Linked DNA regions of Homo sapiens: region 2 is linked to region 1. Evidence: chromatin loops called from intact Hi-C (ENCODE). Cell type or tissue: natural killer cell. All regions are shown on one strand. Each heading gives the region's core, and the rest is flanking DNA. Links, peaks and the distances in the headings are about the cores only. Region 1 overlaps PACS1 (phosphofurin acidic cluster sorting protein 1). Region 2 has its middle 13 kb from the start of SLC29A2.

Region 1 (9,729 bases), core at 3,215-5,714:
CAGAAATTCTGACTCCACGAGGTGTCACTAGGCAAGAGAAGCTCAAAATTTAGATGGCTTTGCTATTGCATCCATGAAGTCTTTGACCCTGGATCCAGTGAATACACTTGCCCAGGAAGGACATAGAGGGGAGGCCTCCTTTGCTTGCCAGAGAAAGGAGTATGCTAGGTTCAGGTCTTTGATTTTGAGACTAAAGACATCCATGGTAGCCAAATGCTTTTTGCTTGGTGGGAACATCCAGAAAACCCTCTAACAGGATATACTAAGCAGAAAGACACCCAATGTTAAGCCATTTAGGTGTAAATTAATTCTCCATTTGTCCCCAACTCTTATTAGCATTTCTCATAAATATTAAAAATTTCCTTTGCAAATATAGACACATAACCAGATTTTCGTATTTGTTAATATTGCTTCTTGCTGTGCAGACAGCAACTCAAAGTCACCAGCAGTGACGTGTGGGTTGTAGGTCTTAGATGCAGGGAAGGTACTGGCTTTAGTGAATCTTTTTGTTTCTTGTAGGGAACCATAGGAGGCAGAAAAATATAAATGATATCCCACTTCCTCCCAATGACTCAAAGTCCTTTCTCTGAGTCAATCATATAATACTGAGAAGCATCAGGCTAGTAAGTTCAGGGTCACCTAGTAAACTATGGAACAAGGATCACCACAGCAGGCTCCCTATGTCACACTCTAAACCAGGGTTCCTCCACCTTGGCACGATTGACATTTGGGGCTGGCTCATTCTTATTGTGGGGGCCTGTCCTGTGTACTGTGGGATGTCTGGCAGCATCCCTGGCCTCTACTCACTAGGTGCTGGTAGTGGCAACTCTCCACTCCCTCATTTGTGACAAACAAAAATGTCTCCAATCATTGCCATATGTCTGGGAGGCAAAATCATCCCCAGTTGAGAACCCCTGCTCCAGGCCATTTGCAGGACTAACTCAGCATGCCTGAGCCAGACTCTGGGACCCCAGATCTTCAGATGGTTTGGCTTGTGTAATGGCTCACAGCCACAGAACAGGTTGCTTCCAGATTGCAGAGCTAGCTCATTTACACCTTCTCTATATGATCAGCCAATGTTGTTGTTGCTGTTGTTTTTTTGAGACTGAATCTCACTCTATTGCCCAGGCTGGGGTGTAGTGGTGCAATCTTGGCTCACTGCAACCTCTGCCTCCCGGGTTCAAGTGATTTTCCTGCCTCAGCTTCCTGATTAGCTAGGATTACAAGCGTCTGCCACCATGCCTGCCTAATTTTTGTATTTTTGGTAGAGACAGCTTTTACCATGTTGATTGACCAGGCTGGTCTTGAACTCCTGACCTCAAGTGATCCACCTGCCTCAGCCTCCCAAAGTGCTGGGATTACAGGTGTGAGCCACCACGCCCAGCCTCGGCCAACATTAATAGAATCTAGAATCATGGAAAAGCTCTGGTTAGACCTGAGACTAGAGATAATTTCACTCCATTTTCGATCTCAATATGACAAATTAATTAAACGCGTTTTAAAGAGAATGAACTGGGTGATAACACAGGTCTGCTGGGAGGTTTTGAAGTAGCACGCCTTGTTGTTAAGCCCTATGACAGCTACAGCATTGCTTCCATGTCAAAGCTGCAACATTTATTAAGATCTTTATTCCTCCCAGCTTTATTAAGCTATAATTGACAAATAAAAATTGTATATATTTACAGTATACAACATGTTTTGATGTATGGATACACTGTGAAATGATTAAATCAAGGTAATTAGCATATCCATCTCCTGATAATATCTTTAACTTGGATTGGGCTTAGAGGACACCTGCTGGCTATTTACTGGCTCTTCCAGATGTCCCAGACAATCCTCCTGGGGACAAATTCCCAATTTCATCACATTTCTGTTCCTGCTTCTATAAACACTAAAGGGCTTTTTCCCCCAAAAGATGTTGGAACACCAGCAGGACTCCAGCTGTGTCTGACCAAGTGTTTGGCATGGGATATGGATGAGGTATCACTAGAGGTCCCAGAAGTCTGCACCACTGTGCTCATGGACAATGTCAGCTGCTGAAGGGTAAGAGTGTAGGCCCGTGTCAGAGAGAAGGGGGCAAGAGTGGGTAATGTGTAGGCTATCATTTCATGAAGGACTAGGCTCTAATGCCATTATTTATAGTGCTGTGGAAATAGCGACTTAGCAGCAGGCAGTCCTGGCTGGAAGTCTGCATCTGTGGCTGCCCTGACGCACTGTCAGGGCTCATTGTTATCAGCTTGGAGAACCAAATTATGTTGCCATTGTGTGCTCAAGCCTTGGGAAAATTCAACAACTGGAATAATTCGTATCAGGAGAAATTCTTTCTGGTTCTAGCGATAAACTGAATCCTCTAAAATGTGGGGAACAAAAAGCAAGATTAAGAAAAATAAATAAATAACAGTGCTAGGAAACCAGGGAAGAGAGGACACAAGTTGAGGTGGTGCGTGCACACCTGCCTACAGGTGCACAATCTCGTGGTTTTTCCTAATCCATTCAGAAGTTCTCCATTTAAGAGCGCAGTCTGGTTCTGCTGTTCCCAAAGCGCCTTTCATACCAAAGGATTCCAAAGTTTCACACCCACATCCAGACATATGGGGCTCTTCAAAATAGAAATATCAGCACAGAACCAGCAAAGTGAGTCTGAAACGTGGCCAAGGGAACCAGAATTTGAAGGACTCACTAAAAAGACATCTAGATTCTATCAATTTTAGGAGTCCACAACTGAAATGGCACTAAGGAATTATAATAATAAAAGCAATAGTAGTCGGTGAGCAATGAGCAGTGCTCTGTGTGCAGTAAGTCAATCAGGCACACCCCACGCAGCAGTCTGATGTGCATGATCCTGTTCCATCTCCTCACTACCTTGGGAGGCACGAGCTTTAACACGTACCTTGTAGATGAGGAAGCAAAGGCGTGGTAACATGCCCAAGATCACACAGTCAGTGGAGTGGTGGAGTCAAGACTCAAACTCAGAAGCTCTACCCTGTCCCAAATGTGTTTTTGCCCTGACAGAGGCCCTTAGGCCATCATATTATAAAGGCTGACACTCACCTGGCTTTTTTTTTTTTTTTTTTTTTGAGATGGAGTCTTGCTCTGTTACCCAGGCTGGAGTGCAGTGGCGGGATCTTGGCTCAATGCAACCTCTGCTTCCCAGGTTCAAGCAATTCTCTGCCTCAGCCACGCGAGTAGCTGGGATTACAGGTGTGCATCACCATGCCTGGCTAATTTTGTATTTTTAGTAGAAACAGGGTTTTGCCATGTTGGCCAGGCTGGTCTCGAACTCCTGACCTCAAGTGGTCCACCCACCTCGGCCTCCCAAAGTGCTGGGATTACAGGTTTGAGCCACCGTGTCCGCCCTCAACTGGCTTTTGAGCCAAATGGGCTCCTATACCGACACCACAACCCTACAGATGAGGCACCGAGGCTCAGAGTGTCTAAGTAATTTTTTCTGTAAGTTTTATAAGTCAGGTAACTAACATTTATTGAACATCCACAGTGTTAGGTGTTCTGCTTACTGCTTTTGGGGCACTGTCTCAGTTAGTGATTTAGTTACATTTTGTTATATTAGGGCACTTGCTCTACATTCCTAGAACACTAAGAAAGAGTCCTCCCTCAGCCAGCTCCCAGGTATCTTTCTAGAGTCATCCCATATAGTTAAGAGGGAATTTAGCTCTCATGGCCAGGGGTAGGGTTTGCCCAGTAGGGTTTGCCCATGTGGATGCTGTCAATTCAGCAGGGCCATTCAGCAGTTCCATGTGAGGAAATGCATCTCCAAGCCACATCCTAAACACTAATACCAAAGAAAGTGAGGTGGCTGGGTACACACTGCACTCCAGCCTGGGGAGTACAGCGAGACCCTATCTCAAAAAAAAAAAAATAGGCCGGGCACAGCGGCTCAAGCCTCTAATCCCAGCACTTTGGGAAGCTGAGGCGGGCGGATCACCTGAGGTCAGGAGTTTGAGACCAGCCTGGCCAACATGGAGAAACCCCATCTCTACTAAAAATACAAAAATTAGCCGGGTGTGGGTGGCACGTGCCTGCAGTCCCAGCTACTCGGGAGGCTGAGGCAGGAGAATCGCTGGCACCCGGGAGGTGAAAGTTGCAGTGAGCCGAGATCGCTCCATTGCACTCCTGCCTGGGCGATAAGAGCAAAACTCCGACTCCAATAAAAATAAAAAATAAATTTAGAAAGAGTTTTTTTTTTTTTTTTTTTTTTTTGTAAATCGAGGTCTCCTCAGTTCTTGGATCCCCATGAACCCGGCCTGGAACGGCGTCTAGGGTGCAGGGTCTGCAGGGGCAGGGCTGGGGTTTCTCCCAGGGAGGAGTCTGTTTGGGCTGCAGTTTCCCATGCATTGCCTCACTAACGTCACGTGGGGCGCTGTCCTAAGCAGGAAGAACGGTGAGCTGGGAGAGAGCCCCACCTGGTGGCAACAGGCAGAAGGGCAGCCAGGGGATGCCCCAAGAGAAGGTGGTTTCCAGGACAGGCACCTGCCCTTTCAGACCCGTGCTTTTCAGCGGTAGAGGCCTCTCCTGTTTCCTATCATCTCCGCACAATTACTACCGATCTGCAGGGCGAGTTTGGTATTCCCCCTGGTGAACCATGAGTAGGCTTCATCTGCCAGTAAAGCAGGTGAACAGGAGGACTTAAAGGATTTGTTTCTTTGATCTACAGAAAAGACACTGGGCTTTGGAGGGCAAATCCTAAGCTGGGCACTCACATCGCGACAACACTCACTTGCCTTCCATTGTAAACGAAGGAAGAGCAGCTTCCTAGGGCCTGAGGTCACTTCAGGCTCACACCCACCCCTGCCTGTGATCTGCTGAGGGAGCAGGGCCTTTCTAGGAGGGGCGGAGCAAGGCCCAGGTCGTGGCTCCGGCTGCTACAGTACATGCCCCCTTTTCCCCTTGCTCACCAGAAAAAATGGAAACCTCTTGACTAAATTATAAATTTTCTCGGGGCACTGCTCCCCTCTATGGATTCTTGGCCCAATAAAGCCTACTAGGGCCTCCTGAGCACGTCTCAGTGGCTCCCCTCCTCTCCATACCTGCTCCTTCCCCAGTCTGGTGCAGGGCCACTCACTACTGGCCAAACGCCCACTCCATGCCACACTCTCAGCTACCACAGAACAGACACGAAGGGAGAGGTTTTTGTTTGTTGAGATAAGGTCTTGTTCTGTCACCTAGGCTGGAGAGCAGTGGTGCGATCACAGCTCACTGCAGCTTCTGCCTCCTGGGCTCAAGGGATCCTCCTGCCTCAGCCTCCCAAGTAGCTGGGTCTACAGACGTGCACCACCATGCCTGGCTAACTTTTGCATTTTTCGTAGAGATGGGCTTTCACCATGTTGCTCAGGCTGGTTTCGAACTCCTAGGCTCAAGTGATCCACCCGCCCTGGCCTCCCAAAGAGCTGGGATTATAGACATGAGTCACCACGCCCAGCAGAGGGGGAGATTGTATGTATTCTGAGAGGGAAGGCGCTGGGCCATGGCAGAAACAGACCAAAAGGAACAACCCAGCCTGACACAGCAATGACCCCAAAGAGCTAAGCTCCCAGCCAGACTGAGGGGAGGAAAACTGAGGCTGAAACAAGATGAGGCCATTTTCTTTTTTCTTTTCTTTTTTTTTTTTTTTTGAGGGAATCTCGCTCTGTCGCCAGGCTGGAGTGCAGTGGCTCAATCTTGGCTCACTGCAACCTCCGCCTCCCGGCTTCAAGTGATTCTCCTGCCTCATCCTCCTGAGTAGCTGGGACTACAGGTGCACACCATCACGCCCAGGTAATTTTTGTATTTTTAGTAGAGATGGGGTGTCACCATGTTGGCCAGAATGCTCTCAATCTCTTGACCTCATGATCTGCCCGACTCCACCTCCCAAAGTGCCAGGATTACAGTTGTGATCCACCATGCCCAGCCAATGGGGCCACTTTTCTAAGGTCACAACATGAGCCCTGATCAGAGATGCAGAGGGCCAGAGCGTCGAGCCCTGACATGCCACGGTCCCACCCCGCCCCGCAGTCGCGGTTGCGCTCACAGGGCTGGTGGTGTCTTTTCCGAGGCTGCCTTTGCTGTTGAGGCTGCCAATCTCCGTCTGGGAGCTGGACTGCGACATCCCCTCAAAGAAAGGCCTGTGGTGAAGAGCACAGCCAGGGTCAGTGCTGCCAGGGCTCAGAACAGCATGCTGGGAGAGTTGAATGGAGCTGGCATTCAGGGTGGGTCAACAAGCTACAGGTGTCCAGAACGCCCGGTGAGCAGGGAAGTGCAGGGTGAAGAGGAGGGGCGGGTCAGGAGAGGGGGTACTTCCTGAGAGTCCTATAGGACTTCTGTCAGTGAGAGGCAAAACAGTGACCTTCTCCAAGACAGCCAGAGGTTCAGAAAGGATGAAGGACCAAGATTCTCTGGTAATAGAGGGGACAGCGAGGGAGGGGTCAGGAGACTGCTATGGCCAGGAAGGAGAGTCTGGAGGCCAGCTACAGAGAGGGGGGCTCACTTGAGCTTGGGCTTTGGCGTGCTGAGGATGCTTTCTGTCTCCTCCATCTCAGGGCCACTGTCGCTGGGGTTGTACATCTCCAGACTGTCATACAATTCATCCAAGTCCTCTTCCACTTCCCGGATCTGCTCGCGGGACACATGCTCCAGCCCAAAGCCCACCTGCAGGGAAAAAGGAGTCTCTGAATTTAGGGTCATCCCTATTAACAATTTTGGTTGATGAGCAGCTCCTTTCTCCTGGGCTGCCCTTATAGTCCTGCTTAAGGGACATGCCAGAGCTTCACACTGGCTGGAGTAACCTTCACGTCATTTCCATGATCCAGCCTGAGGGCGGGGACATGGTGAGGCCACCTTCCCCCCAGTTCCTGCCACCGCTCCACACTGTGAAGCTGTGCCAGGAGGGACAGCTGAGGAATCCCGAGGCCCATCGCCCATGTGGGTTCTTCCTACCCTCCTTACAGCTCACAGGAAGGCGAAGCAATCGCTCTCAACAATTTTCATCTTTATCCCTCTGTTAGCCCACTGAGAGGCCTGTGGAAACGGGCCCCTCCCGGAGCCCAGGGAAAAGACTGCTTCTCTCTCAGCAGCCCCATTCCTGGTTATTCCAGGGCTGACCAACAAGGACATTTCCACCTCACAAGCTGCTGCTCACTGATGTTCCCGTGGGATAAGAGGGGAAATTAAGTGACAACCGCAGCAGCATCCGCTGGGTCTGTCCCTGTATCGCATGCCAGAGGCTTGCGCATCACCAAGGGTCGGGCGTAGCTGTGCTGCCCTGCGTTGTGTGCATAGCCTCTCTCTCCTCTGCTTGCTTAAGTCCTTCTTAGCCACCCTCTCCCTTAGGGCTCTACCAGGTATGCCACGGGGAGCAGGAATATTAATCCTAGAATCCTGACTCTCAGTGGCAATACAGAGTGTACTCCAGGGATGCTGGGTGAAACCCGGGGAATTCTACTCACCATTAACCTTGGGAGTAAGAGGCCATACCTCATCTGAAACTTTAAACCGCTTCAGGAGGGCCACAAACTTCTGTTTGATGTTAGGTTGCTGTAGGGACAAATCGCATGACAGTTCTCAGCAACGTCCACTTGGGGTCAATTCAAGTCAATAAACACCCACCAGAGCCCACTTTCATGACGAGCTGTGGGAAGACACGAAGACTGGAGGACTTGGTCTCTGCCCTTGGCACTCAAAGCCTGTCAGGAAGACAGGCCAAATTCCAGTGTAGCTCCTGGGCCTTGGGTGCAGCTGCGGGGAGAAGGAATGTCTATCCCCAGGTCCTCCACCCCCCTGTGCCCCAACACCTCCCAAATGTGGGTCTCCAGCTCATCCCTTTCTCTTGCCCTTCGGATTCACAGTGCCCACTGCTGACTCCTACCTGCGCATGCACAGCGCGGGCACCTCAGCCTTACCACCTCCACGGTGGAACGCAGCGTCCCGTCTTCTCCTTGCACCCCGATCCTCTTACTGATGTCGCCAACACACCTGAACCAACATCTACGCCTGGAGTCTCTCCTTCTCGTTCTCCCCGCAGGCCCATTCTAGCTACCCCAGATCCTCCCTTTTCCATCTGTGACACCACTGTTTCCAGTCAGGCCTTTCTCCTTGCCTCTCTGGGATCATAGCAACAGCCTTCAGCTGACATCTCATACCCTGCCCACCTGCTTCTGGTCTTTCTCCCTCCACAGCCCACAGTGGTCCTTCCGAGTGCAAACCTGCTCATGCTACCCTCCGACTAGAAGTCTTCATTGGCCTCCACTACTTGAACAGAGCTCAGCAGTCAGGCCTGTACGTGTCCGAAGCCTGGGTCTGCCTGTTTCTAGCCTTATCTCTCTATTTGACCCTTCACACCCCATAGTCAAGTGGAAACTCACTGCTTTGAGTTCCTGGGAAAAACTGCATGCTGTTGTACTGGGCCTTTTTTTTTTTTTTTAGAGATGGAGTCTTGCTCTGTTGCCAGGCTGGAGTGCAGTGAGGTGATCTCGGATCACTGCAACCTCTGCCTCCCTGGTTCAAGTGACTCTCCTGCCTCAGCCTCCTGAGTAGCTGGGATTACAGGCACGTGCCACCACACCAAGCTAATTTTTGTATTTTTAGTAGAGACGGGGTTTCACCATGTTGGCCAGGACGGTCTCGATCTCCTGACCTTGTGATGCGCCTGCCTCGGCCTCCCAAAGTGCTGGGATTACAGGCGTGAGCCACAGCACTGTACTGGGTCTTTATATAGGGTATCTTCTGCCTTGAATAAAAATTTTCCCCAAATCCACTTGGTGAAGTTTTATTTTAAAAAACCCATCTCTCAGCATCTCATCTGGGAAGCTGTCCTGGCACTCCTGGGACAGGTGGCCACAGTCCCCTGGTGTCATTGCAAAGCTCTGTCTTATGGCACCTGTCCTACTGGGCTGTAATTATTTGTTGAAATGTGTGGTGTCACTAGACACTGTGCGCTTGATGGCATGGACTGGGCCCTATCTCTTTGTCTCTGGGCACGATGCTTAGCCTGTGGTTGTATGTACTTCCTGCCTGAATGACAGACTCGCCATCTGGGGATGAAAACAATGAACTTGCGAGGCTGATAGGTCTTCAGAGAAAGGGCAGAAAGGGCATTCACAGCAGAGAAAAAAAGTCGAGCTCCCAGTGACAGAGCAGCATGAGACATGTTCACAGAAGGTCAAGTACATCTGTGTTCTTGGTGGGAGAGAAGAATGCGCATGCACAGAGGAGACAGGCACTAAGGGAGGTCACTGAGTCTCTGGGATAGAACTGGAAAGTGCCTGCAGCTTAAAAAGAAACACCTCTGGGGGAGTATACATTAGCAGGAGCACTGAACTCCAGTCATGTGCCAGGGTCATGCCAAGGAAGAGACCCCACGTAGGAAGAGGTGACTTATGAAGCTCTGGGGGCACCCGTTGGGAAGAAAATAGGGCCGCTTTCTGGTTACAGAGCAGGAAAAAGAAAGCCTCAGCAGTAGGGGCTGACTAGAGAGAGATCCTACAGCCACTCCCTATTTCCAGAGTGCAATGGAGGTCAAGCATTTGGGGTACTGGTGACACACCTCATGGGGACCATTTGGAGCACCAATTGAGAGGTGGATACCTGAGGACAAGGAAACAGTCCTCCCGCTCCCTAGTTGCTGACTGGATGGGAAATCCAGGTCACAGTCTCACGGATTTACCTGAAGTCCAGTGACACCTCATTGTGATGGGAGAGTGATCTGGCCTCCGTTTCATCCCTGAAGGGGTGGGCATC
Region 2 (6,780 bases), core at 653-3,152, 160 kb before region 1:
AACTCTTGGGCTCAAGCAATCCACCTGCCTCAGCCTCTCAAAGTGCTGAGATTACAGGTGTGAGCCACCATGCCTAGCCCATGGTTGTTTTTAAATCTGTCATTAGGCCGGGCGCGGTGGCTCATGCCTGTAATCCAAGTACTTTGGGAGGCCAAGGTGGGCAGATCACTTGAGGTCAGGAGTTCAAGACCAGCCTGGCCAACATGGTGAAATCCTGTCTCTGCTAAAAATACAAAATTTAGCCGGACGTGGTGGCAGGCGCCTGTAATCCCAGCTACTCAATGGGCTGAGGCAGGAAAATCACTTGAACCCAGGAGGCGGAGGTTGCAGTGAGTCAAGATTGCACCACTGCACTCCAGCCTGGGCAACAGAGTGAGACTCTGTCTCAAAAAAAAAAAATTAAATCTGTCATTAGTTATTCTCTCTCATGTCTTCTCCAAGATGAATTTCAAAAGCAGTTTTCATATGCTATAAAATAACCCTAAGAGTTTAATTATAACATTAAAATAACATGTTAAGTTGTTGAGAAAATAACAAGTTAAGTTGTTGAGAATTTTTTTTTTTTAATGGAGTCTCACTCTGTCACCTAGGCTGGAGTGCAGTGGTGAGATCTTGGCCCACTGCAACCTCTGCCTCCCAGGCTCAAAAGCAATCCTCCCACCTCAGCCTCTCAAGTAGCTGGGACTACAGGTGCATACCACCAGGCCAGGCTAATTTTCTGTATTTTTGGTAGAGACAGGGTTTTGCCGTGTTGCCCGGGCTGGTCTGGAACTCCCAAGCTGAAGTGATCCTCCCACCTCGGCCTCCCAAAGTGCTGGGATTACAGGCCTGAGCCACTGCGCCCAGCCTGTTGAGACTTATTATAAAGCTTCTACCCAGAAACATGAGTTAGCCCCTAAAGGAGGTAATGCTTTTGATGGCTGTCTGCTCATTCTTGCTCATGGGAAGTTGTTTCTTCATATGGCTGTGAGCATGTTGAGAAGGGCTGTGTTCCACCAAAGTGTTCTTGTAGTTGCTTCTGCTGTTTTAGTCTGTTAGAGCTGCTGCAACAAAATACCATAGACTGAGTGGCTTGTAAACAACAGAAATTTATTTCCCAAAGTTCTGGAGGCTGGGAAGTCTAAGATCAAGTCACTCTCAGGTTCTTTATCTGGTGAAGACCTGTTTCCTGGTTCACAGATTGCACATTCTCACGTGTTCTCACATGATGGAAGGCGTGAGGGAACTCCCTGAAGCCTCTTTTATACAGACGCCATTCCATTTATAAGGAATCTACCTTCATGATCTAATCACCCCCCTCCATAGTATCACATTGATGATTATGTTTCAACACATTTATTGGAATAGGAGGACAAAAACTCAGACCATGATATAGAAACAGCCTGGGATTAATTTTTATGATAATGTATCAGCTTGAATTTCCCACGGAATAGACTGATTTAGGCTCCTTGCCCGCCTGGAGATTAGGAAACCTTGTTTTATTCCCAGCCAAGGCAACAGCTGAGATGAGCTTCCCGGTTGCCTCCCTGGCCAGTGGGAAGTTTACTGGTCTTCCTTACAAAGTGATTGCAGCCCTTCAAGGGTTCTGGCTTTGTGCAAGGATCTTATTTCTAATTTATCGACCGTCAAAGCCCGAGATTCCATCTTCCGTTCCTGAATGAGGTTAAAAACCGATCTTTCGCCCTTGGGGAACTCGTAAGCAAATGTTCGACTGCCCCCTTGTGGACACTCCTGGCAAGGCCGAGCTGGTCTTTTTAGCCAAGCTGTTTTTGTTTTTCTTTGAGATGTAGTCTCGCTCTGTTGCCCAAGCTGGAGTGTAATGGCGCAATCTTAGCTCAGTGCAACCTCCGTCTCCCGGGTTCAAGCGATTCTCTGGTGATTAACAAATTAGAGTGGTAGACACCCCCTCCCGGCCATCCATCTATAATCTGAGCTCTGGAGGACCCTAGGATGTGAAATCGTGTGATGTTCTTGGTTCCTGTCCCTCTGCTTATGTGTGTGTGTGTATATATATCTATATCTATATATATAGATATATAGATATAGATATAGATATTTGTTTTGTTGTTGTTGTTTGTTTGTTTTTTAAGAAACATGGTCTTGGCCAGGAGCGGTGGCTCACGACTGTAATCCCAGCACTTTGGGAGGCCAAGGCAGGTGGATCACCTGAGGTCAGGAGTTGGTGACCAGCCTGGCCAACATGGTGAAACCCCATCTCTACTAAAAATACAAAAATTAGCCAGGCATGGTGGCTCTTGCCTGTAATCCCAGTTACTCGGGAGGCTGAGGCAGAAGAATAGCTTGAACCTGGGAGGCGGAGGTTGCAGTGAGCCCAGATGGCGCCACTGCACTCCAGCCTGGGCAACAGAGAGGGACTCCATCTCAAAAAAAAAAAAAAAAAATTACATTAGCTGGACATGGTGATACATACCTATAGTCCCAGTTTCTCAGGAGGCTGAGGTGGGAGGATTGCTTGAGCCCAAGAGTTCAAGGCTGCCATGAGGTATAATCACACCCCTGCACTCCAGCCTGGCAACAGAATGAGATTCTGATTATTAAAAAAAAAAAAAAAAAAAAAAAAGGCCAGGCGCGGTGGCTCATGCCTGTAATCCCAGCACTTTGGGAGGCCAAGGCGGGCAGATCGCCATGTCAGGAGATCGAGACCATCCTGGCTAACACGGTGAAACCTCGCCTCTACTGAAAATACGAAAAAAAAATTAGCCGGGCGTTGTGGCAGGCGCCAGTAGTCCCAGCTACTCAGGAGGCCGAGGCAGGAGAATGGTGTGAACCCGGGAGGCGGAGCTTGCAGTGAGCCGAGATCGTGCCACTGCACTCCAGCTTGGGCGACAGAGCAAGACTCTGTCTCAAAAAAAAAAAAAAAAAAGCCTGTCACATGTCACAGGGCCATGGAAGCCAACTTGAAAGAAATTCCAGCAGCCAATGCTGGAACAATTTGAGCAACAAAGTAAATAGCATGGTATTGAATTATAAGTCAAAGTATGAAATATATCCACATGAGTCTATACTGATCATACTGATATAAAATAATTGAATAAATAAGCAAATAGGGGAGAAGAGACAAATCATCCTTACAGAAGAATTTCAAATAATATGTAATATATAGAGATACTCCTTAATCCAAGAGGTAGAGCTTAGTACCATCCTCCTGTAACTGTAGGCTGGACTTAGCAACTAGCCTCCAAAGAATAGGGTATGGAAAGGACAAATAATAACTTTTTTTTTTTTGAGACGGAGTCTTGCTCTGTCTCCCAGGATGGAGTGCAGTGGCATGATCTCAGCTCTCTGGCTCCCAGTTTCAAGCGATTCTCCTGGCTCAGCCTCCCAAGTAGCTGGGACTACAGGGGTGTGCCACCATGCCTAGCTAAGTTTTGTATTTTTAGTAGAGACGGGGGTTTCACCGTGTTGGCCAGAATGGTCTCGATCTCTTGACCTCATGATCCGCCCGCCTCTGTCTCCCTCCCAAGCTAGGATTACAGGCGTGAGCCACCGTGCCCGGCTGACAAATAGTAACTTTATACTAGATAAACTTGGCAAACGTGACTTAACCAGGTGACCAAAGTCGACATCAAGAATATCTGCATAGGCCAGGTGCAGTGGCTTATGCCTGTAATCCCAGCACTTTGAGAGGCCAAGGCGGGCGGATTGCTTGAGCTCAGGAGTTTGAGAACAGCCCAGGCAACATGGTGAAACCCTGTCTCTACCAAAAATACAAAAAATTAGCCGGGCATGGTGGCGTGCATCTGTAGTCCCAGCTACTCAGGAGGCTGAGGTGGGAAGATGGCTTGAGCCTGGGAGGTGGAGGTTGCAGTGAGCCGAGATCATGCCACTGCACTCCAGCCTGGGTGACAAAGTGAGACCCCATCTCAAAACAAAAACAAAAACAAAAAGAATCCGCAGAGAAAAACCACCATCAGCAAAGTCAAGTGACAAACTAAGAAAAAATTCACAACTCGTATGACACACAAACGTTTAATTTTCCCAAAATAAAGACCTCTTGCCGGCCGGGTGCGGTTGGCTCACGCCTGTAATCCCAGTACTTTGGGAGGCCACCTCTTGCCGGCCGGGTGCGGTGGCTCATGCCTGTAATCCCAGCACTTTGGGAGGCCAAGGTGGGTGGATCATGAGGTCAGGAGATCGATGCCATCCTGGCTAACTCTGTGAAACCCCGTCTTTACTAAAAATACAAAAAATTAGCTGGGCGTGGTGGCAGGCGCCTGTAGTCCCAGCTACTTGGGAGGCTGAGGCAGGAGAATGGCATGAACCCGGGAGGCGGAGCTTGCAGTGAGCAGAGATTGCGCCACTGCGCTCTCCAGCCTGGGCGACAGAGCGGGACTCCGTCTCAAAAAAAAAAAAAAAAAAAAAAGACCTCTTGCCATTCACTATTAAGAAGCAACAAAAAGAGCAACAACCCAGTAGAAAAATGGACAAATAACAGAAACAGTTCTCAGAAAAAGAGGCTTTTAAATAGATTAGCTTGAACCATATATAAAGTTGCCAATATTGACTTTTGACTTATAAAACTGACAACTTTATATGATTTAACTATTAAAAGTTGCTAACCCACAGCAAAAGGTTAATGCCAATTGAAACTATACTGATACCAGTTTCCACCTACAGTTTGGTTAAGAACAAAACATTTAGGCTGGGCACGGTGGCTCACGCCTATAATCCCAGTACTTTGGGAGGCCGAGGAGGGCAGATCGCCTGAGGTCAGGAGTTCGAGACCAGCCTCACCAACTTGGTGAAACCCCATCTCTACCAAAACTACAAAAAATTAGCCAGGCGTGGTGGCGCGCTGCTGTAATCCCAGCTACTCGAGAGGCTGAGGCAGGAGAATCGCTTGAACCCAGGAGGCAGAAGTTTCAGTGAGCCAAGATCGCCCATTGCATTCCAGCCTGGGCAACAAGAATGAAACTCTGTCTCAAAAAAAAAAAAAAAAAAAAAAAAAAGTGCTAGGTGCAGTGGCTGACACCTATAATCTCAGCACTTTGAGAGGCTGAGGTGGGCGGATTACCTGAGGTTGGGAGTTCAAGACCAGCCTGACCAACATTGAGAAACCCCGTCTCTACGAAAAATACAAAAAAAAAAAAATTAGCCAGGCGTGGTGGCGCATGCCTGTAATTCCAGCTATTCAGGAGGCTGAGGCAGAGTTGCTTGAACCCGGGAGGCAGAGTTGCTTGAACCCGGGAGGCAGAGGTTGTAGTGAGCCAAGATCGCGCCATTGCACTCCAGCCTGGGCAACAAGAGCAAAACTCTGTCTCAAAAAAAAAAAAAAAAAGAACAAAACATTTAACAACATCCTGCTGGCTGGATAACAGGCACCAACATATATAGCTGGTGGAACTGTGAACTGGTGCAATCTCTGTGGAGAGCAATTTAGCAGCATCTATTAAAATTACAGGTGTAAAAAAAATTTAGCTGTATATATCCTCGAAAGCATTTCCACTTCTAGGAATTTCACCTACAGATAAACTCCCAAATGTTATTCATTGCACCATTATTTATAATAACAGATGAATGGAAATCATCTATTTTATTTTTGTGTTTGTTTTTGTTTCTTGTTTATTTTATGCTTTTTTTTCTTTTTGTACTTTTTTCTAGATTGGAAACAATCTAACGTAAATGTCCATCGATAGGGGACTACTTTTTTTTTTTTTTTTTTGAGATGGAGTCTCGCTCTTGTTGCCCAGGCTGGAGTGCAGTGGCGCAATCTCGAGTCACTGCAGTCTCCACCTCCCGGGTTCAAGCGATTCTCCTGCCTCAGCCTCTCAGCCTTTTTTCTTTTTTCTTTTCTTTTCTTTTTTTTTTCTTTTCTTTTTTTAAGACGTAGTCTCGCTCTGTCACCCAGGCTGGAGTGCAGTGGCGTGATCTCGGCTCACTGCAAGCTCCGCCTCCTGGGTTCCCGCCATTCTCCTGCCTCAGCCGCCCAAGTAGCTGGGACTACAGGCCCCAGTCACCACGCCCTGCTAATTTTTTTTGTATTTTTAGTAGAGACGGGATTTCACCATGTTAGCCAGGATGGTCTCGATCTCCTGACCTCGTGATCCGCCCGCCTCGACCTCCCAAAGTGCTGGGATTACAGGCATGAGCCACCGCGCCCGGCCATTTTTTCTTTTTTTTAAGAGATGAGGTCACACTATGTTGACCAGACTGGTCTCGAACTCCTGGTCTCAAGAGATCCTCCCATCTTGGCCTCCCAAAGTACTGGAATTACAGGCGTGAGCCACTACACCCAGCCAATAGGGGACTACTTTAAAACATTATGGTTTAGCTATACAATGAACAACGTTATTAAACAAAAACAAGTTTAAGGAGTCAGGCAATATGATTCAGAGAAACTGCTCCCGGTATAGTGCAACTAAAATGCCGGAGAAGGCCAGGCACGGTGGCTCACGCCTGTAATCCCAGTACTTTGGGAGGCCGAGGTGGGCAGATCACCTGAGGTCGGGAGTTTGAGACCAGCCTGACCAACATGGAGAAACCCCGTCTCTACTAAAAATACAAAATTAGCTGGGCGTGGTGGCGCATGCCTGTAACTCCAGCTACCTGGGAGACTGAGGCAGGAGAATCGCTTGAACCCAGGAGGTGGAGGTTGTGGTGAGCTGAGATCACAGCATTGCACTCCAGCCTGGGCAACAAGAGCAAAACTCCATCTCAAAAAAAATGCTAGGGAACATATAAAAACATCTTTCTTTCCAGCACTTTGGGAGGCCAAGGCAGGTGGATCACGAGGTCAGGAAATTGAGACCATCCTGGCTA

Evidence for each region. A loop is a pair of places that touch in the nucleus more often than their neighbours do. Peaks named below come from ENCODE experiments on the same cell type or tissue, not always from the same donor. Only the 100,000 strongest peaks of a DNase experiment are listed, where the experiment ranks them.
Region 2: a loop joins it to region 1, with 3 times the contacts of the local background. A loop is called at or near these places in 5 of 110 quality-filtered maps.

Annotation. Positions count from the first base shown.
Region 1 is chr11:66,217,544-66,227,272 of GRCh38, reverse strand. It overlaps PACS1 (phosphofurin acidic cluster sorting protein 1), which reads right to left. Exons shown (of 24, transcript NM_018026.4): 8 at 7,468-7,527; 9 at 6,482-6,642; 10 at 6,026-6,119. Among named protein-coding and RNA genes, the nearest start is that of KLC2, 35 kb to the left of the region's middle. RefSeq lists enhancers at 3,497-3,997, 3,998-4,498, 4,304-4,543, 4,604-4,703. In natural killer cell, for the core only: a CTCF peak has its summit at 4,411 (motif pointing left); a DNase peak (open chromatin) is centred at 4,412; H3K27ac peaks cover 1,101 bases.
Region 2 is chr11:66,381,289-66,388,068 of GRCh38, reverse strand. No RefSeq gene overlaps it. Among named protein-coding and RNA genes, the nearest start is that of SLC29A2, 13 kb to the right of the region's middle. RefSeq lists enhancers at 1,597-1,891, 4,515-5,015, 5,016-5,516. In natural killer cell, for the core only: CTCF peaks have their summits at 1,495 and 1,694 (motif pointing left); a DNase peak (open chromatin) is centred at 1,718.